2 separate regions of the Homo sapiens genome follow, and region 1 is linked to region 2. A link is a loop called in an ENCODE intact Hi-C map of the cell type or tissue named here. Cell type or tissue: heart left ventricle. All regions are shown on one strand.

Evidence for each region. A loop is a pair of places that touch in the nucleus more often than their neighbours do. Peaks named below come from ENCODE experiments on the same cell type or tissue, not always from the same donor. Only the 100,000 strongest peaks of a DNase experiment are listed, where the experiment ranks them.
Region 1: a loop joins it to region 2, with 4 times the contacts of the local background. A loop is called at or near these places in 9 of 110 quality-filtered maps.

What each region holds. Positions count from the first base shown.
Region 1 is chr18:26,460,065-26,462,564 of GRCh38, reverse strand. All of the region lies in intron 3 of KCTD1 (potassium channel tetramerization domain containing 1), which reads left to right. Among named protein-coding and RNA genes, the nearest start is that of LINC01543, 38 kb to the right of the region's middle. RefSeq lists enhancers at 1,487-1,636, 1,727-2,026. In heart left ventricle, no CTCF peak of the experiment used is centred here; a DNase peak (open chromatin) is centred at 1,524.
Region 2 is chr18:26,655,623-26,658,122 of GRCh38, reverse strand. It overlaps LOC102725227 (a long non-coding RNA gene), which reads right to left and starts at 2,392. Exons shown (of 3, transcript XR_935311.4): 1 at 2,289-2,392. It also overlaps a transcript of KCTD1 not described here. RefSeq lists silencers at 757-946, 957-1,196. In heart left ventricle, CTCF peaks have their summits at 1,031 (motif pointing right), 1,918 and 2,124; DNase peaks (open chromatin) are centred at 1,062, 1,522 and 1,902; H3K4me3 peaks cover 2,500 bases; H3K27ac peaks cover 1,626 bases.

The DNA.
Region 1 (2,500 bases), 200 kb after region 2:
TCTGGCCAGCCAGTGCTTAGAGGCAAGGCAGCATGATGAGCAGTCACCAGAGAGAAGCATGAGTGCTCAGCTGTTCTCTGTCATCTGCTCCCCGTGACATAGCAGTGGCTCTACTCTGGAGACTAGATAGAACAGCATAGTAAAGGAAAAAATGGAGCCAGGATGATCAAGAGAGAGTAAAAGAACACCTGGTGGCTTAAAGCAGTTCAGCGCTAGGCCCATGAGACTCTAGCCCAGGGGCAAGATGACCTTCATAGGAGCGCTTCTGACTCTCACTTTAATAAACCCTAGCAGGATCCCAGAGTGGTCACTGAGCAGGGCCAAAAATCTGAAAAGGGCCAGTGTTTCTCGACTTTTCCAAGAGTGGGTAACAATGAATTGGAGCAACATTATGTTGTGAGCCTCACTGCCCATCCAGGGCCAGACCTCAGAGTGGATTATTAAACAAGTGGCTTGTGAACCTAGAAGGAAGAAAAGATGGTGAGAACTCAGGGTCAGCATGGGGAGGACTTCTAACCCCAAGTCCTTCCTGTTAGCTTCATTCACTTTGGACACATTGGGAGATCAGGGCTTTGTCCGCCACCATGCCCGGCTAATTTTTTGTATTTTTAGTAGAGACGGGGTTTCGTCATGTTGGCCAGGCTGGTCTCAAGACTCCTGACCTCAGATAATCCACCTGCCTCGGCCTCCCAAAGTGCTGGGATTACAGGCGTGAACCACCACGCCCAGCCGATAAGATATTTTCACTGGAGTCTAGATCCTTCCTTGTGCTAAGTTTTGTAATTAAATCTCACAAGAAAATAAAAAGCAATAGCATAAGTTCTCGCTTCTCTTGCTTGTGTAACTCTCATTGCTGTTTAAAATCTCCTTGGTAAATAAGTGTTTAGGTCAGTATCTTACAGTTGGCGTGATGCCAAGATGACAAAGCCCCAGAGTGGGGATCCCAGGTAGAACCAGGAGGAACCTGCAGAGGCTTCCCCACTCCTACCCCTCAGGCTGGGCTAAGGGCCCCGGTTCTGCCCTGTCTTAAGAGTGGCCACACCTCAGCCTAGTTTTCAGCTCCTTAAAGCAAAACAGTATCTCCTCTGGGTCAGGAGGCTAAGCAGGTAGAACATGTGCAAGGAAGATTTTCAGAGCAGTGGGCTCCTTTCCTGCAGGGAACCAAGACTCCTGTGGTAAGGGGGTTGCCAGGAAAAGGACAGAATAAAGCAGCAGCCCATTCCACTGAGATGAGTGTCGTCATCAGCATCTTCTACCTGATCTGAGTTTCTTTATATGGAAAGTGGATTACCCAGCTAAAGACCCCCAAGTACTGTCATCTCTCCATGCTGTTTTCTCTGGAAGCGTTGAATAATGCCGCTACAGCTGCTGCTGCTATTGCTTGATTTGCAAGAGAAAGAGCAAAGTGCAAAATAAAAATATTTATCCCATGGTCATCTTGTGCTTCTCATACTCTAGCCCATCTGGACATCAGGGGCCTCTTTGAGGCACTCGGACCACATGTTTGCAACATTGGCTGTCATGCAGGCACTGGGCATCCCCTGCCAGCTCTTGCCCATGGACGGAAGGCACAAATGCCTGTGTCAGCTGATTAAAATGTTCTCAGTCAACATGTCTAGACAAGTATCCACTTATCTTACACCCAGAAATGATTGTGGCCATAGCTACGTTTAGCCATAACATTGACCTGCTTGTTAACATTGTTCCTGAGTTGCTGCCTCCCCCTCATTCTCTTTTGTCTTCCCATTCAGTGGCTTATGTGTGTGTTTTAATACCTGTTTTGTTAGGTTTCTGTTTCAATTCAACAGATTATTTTAAGGCTGGAGGAAAGGAAACCATGCCAAAAGACCAGGTGTTCTTGCTTTCAGAAATGCAGAAATGGACAGGTTTTCTTTATTGCACATCTTGCAGGAGTCGAGGCCTAAAGTTGTTTATGTCTCTGACTCTATGATGGCAGCTCCATCAGGTGGCACAGGGCAGTACACTAGCCTTCCAGCTGTCCACCAGCCTCCCCCAAACCATCACAAATCAACACCTAGGTTCAAGTAAAAGCCACATGCCTGCCCTCCAGGTGCCCATCCCTGCCTGTCTCTAGCCTCATATCTCTGTCCCACACCCTCCTGTGGCCACCAAAGGTGACCGGGAGCTTCTGATGAAGGGTGCCCATTGGCAAGCTTATGCCTCCCCTTGGTCAATATATGCGTTCCATCCAAGAGGATAGAAATTGGGTTCTCACCGACACAATCAAACTTGAAATACCCAAAGACATTTTTTCTACTAAAAGAAACAAGTCTTGGGTGAATCCTTTCACATCTCAGTTTTCTCATCTGCAAAATGGGAATAATAGTGGTTCCTAATTCACTGGGCATTGACGAGGGTTACAGGATTTAAATCATGTAAAGCACTTAGAAGAGGCCTGACCAGCCCTAATCTACTCAGCTCCTTTTATCTTCACTGAATGAATGAATGAATGAATGAATGCAAATTGAGCCTCTACAAA
Region 2 (2,500 bases):
ACTGCATGTGCTTATTTTTATCCACGTCATTTGGGACGTTATGTCGCCAAAGGAACCAAAAATGTGCTGCTCTATTGCCAAATTATCACCTATCCTTTTATCAGACAGGGCGATGATCCTCAACAAGTTGTGCGACCTTAGTGTAACAGCAATGTCAGGTCAACTTGAGAAAGTGAAGAGAGAGCCCTAGACACAAATAAAAAGAAACAACCAACAATCCTTATAATTATCATCATCTGCTGCTTTTCCCTCTTTTGGCAAAGAAACACTCCATCCATTTGCAGAAATCGCCCGCGGAAACGTTACATCAAAACTAATCACAACGATTAAAATCAGCTTTTCTGTGCAAGAGGAGGGTAAAAAGCAAGTTAGAGGCTGGAATGAGACTGTTTTTCCACCAAAAAAAAATCTGGAAAAAAATTTCCTATGTGTATATTTCTCTATACGTATATGTAGAGCTTTATTTTTGAAGGAGATCAATTGTTTGCCCTGTGATCGGTTAATTTGATTTAAGTTTTATTTTGGAGATTGATTTAGACTAGAGGTAGAGGCATGAGCTAATTGTATCCTGATCCTTGCCTTGAGGGGTTTCAAAGCCCTGGAGCAACTCTTCTCTGTATTTTGTTCTGTCTACCTTAGCCAAGCTATTGCATTTCTCTCTGGTGTGGCGAGCCGAGCAGATCGCTGGGAGAGAAATCGGAAAAGGGGGGAGAGGAAAAGGAAAAGGGGACTTGGAGAGAGACTTTGTGCTTCAATGTTTCAGGTAAGATCTGACGGTTTGGGTTTGTTATTATTTGCTAAGGAGGGTATGGCTGGGACTTTGGGCGCAACTCGCTTTTACGCATGTGCCAGGCATGGGGCGAGAGCGCGGCACACTCGCACACACGCCGCCCGCCGCGGCGGGCGACTAGGAATCCGCTTGGACCCGCGGCGGGGCAGGGGCCGCCGCCTCCTCCGGGGCTGCCGCTCCCGGTTCTCGGCTTTCTTCCTCCAGTGGGAGCTGGCGAGAGCAGGGCGGAGCAGAGCGGGCAGGAGGAGCGGGTGCGGCCAGCAGGGGCCGCGGCCGGGGGCCGGGTTTCCGGATCTCTGGGCCGGGTTCCGGATCTCGGAGAGGAGCCGCCGTGGCTCTGGGAGCCCGTGCCAGAGCCGCCCGCCCGCCGCTCCGCGCGCCAGCCTCCCCGCGGCCGCTCCGCCGCGGCTCTCCCCCGCCCTCCCCGAGCCCCTCCCTCCTCCCCCGAGCCCCGCGCGTCCCTTTCTTCCCCGGCGCAAAGCTCCGCGCCCGCAAACCGGCCCCGCCGAGAGCGCCCAGCGCCGCGGGGGCGCCCAGAGCCAAGCGCACATCTCTGCGGGGCGCGCAGGGGGCGGCGGCGCCCGGGGCTGCGCTCCTGCCGGGGGTAGGGGCCCCGCCGCCCCCTTCTCGCAGGCAGCCTCGGCGGCGCCCCCGGACGCCCCGTGAAAGACGCCATTGTGGCGGCCGAGCGGACTGGGGCCCGGGGCGGTTTTTCCTTCCCCCTTTTGCCCGGGCCGGACCACGCCGCTCCCCTTTGTGGGCCGCGGCCGGTGCCCGGCGCTCTTCGTCGCCGGCCGGGCTGGTCCAGATTCGCCGCCTCCGCCCACCCAGGCGCCTTTAAAGCCCCCTCCCACTCCCTCCCATCTCCAGCCCTCCTCCCCCTTTTGGATGCAAACGTTTCATTTATTTTTAAAAAGCTCTTATTCCTCTTCCTCCCCACCTCCTCCCCGGATAAAGGGCACAGCACATGCTCCGGATTAGAAGTCTCCTTGGGAGGCGGGGAGGGGGTGGGGGCGGCGCTGGGACGGGGGAAGGATGCGAGCGCTGCAGGTAATGGCTGTGGCTTTGCTGCGCTCGCCTCTTCCCGGCGCTGCGGTCAGCGCCAAGTCAGGAGCCCGCATCCTTCCCTCCCCTCCTGGCGGCCTAGGTTCCCTTAAAGGGACAGTTTCCCGGCCGCCTCTGGCCTCCGCCGTCTGAACCAGCGCTCGGGGCGCAGAGGTGGGCGGGAGGGATTCAGTTTGGCTCCTTTCTGACCTCTTTCCTCCTCCGCCCCCCCAACTGCCGCCGCCCCCCTACCCACTCCCGCCACCCTTCTTTATTGAATGTGAAGTGTGCTTCCTCTCCCGCCCCCAAGAGGGACCTGGCTGGAAAACAGTCCGCGCCTCCTGGAAAAAGAACGGGGTGGGGGGCGCGTAATGGTGAATTCGCGTTAAAAGTGAGGTCGAGCCCCAAAACATCCAGGAAGAGGAAAGCAGACCTGGGTGCAGGAATCCCTTACCTGCACGCGCGCTCCGCACAGCCGCCCCGCCACCGCAACTTGCGAACTGTCGCGGGTAGACAGTCTGCCTTTGTGCTTTCGAACACTTGCACTGTCGTGGAAATGATTTTCTGGTATCAAAACGTTTTCAGTGACTGTGCTTCGGGGTTCGGCTGGGCGGAAGCCAACTAAGTTAGCAAAGTCGCAAATGGGGCCGTTGGCTTTGTACGTGG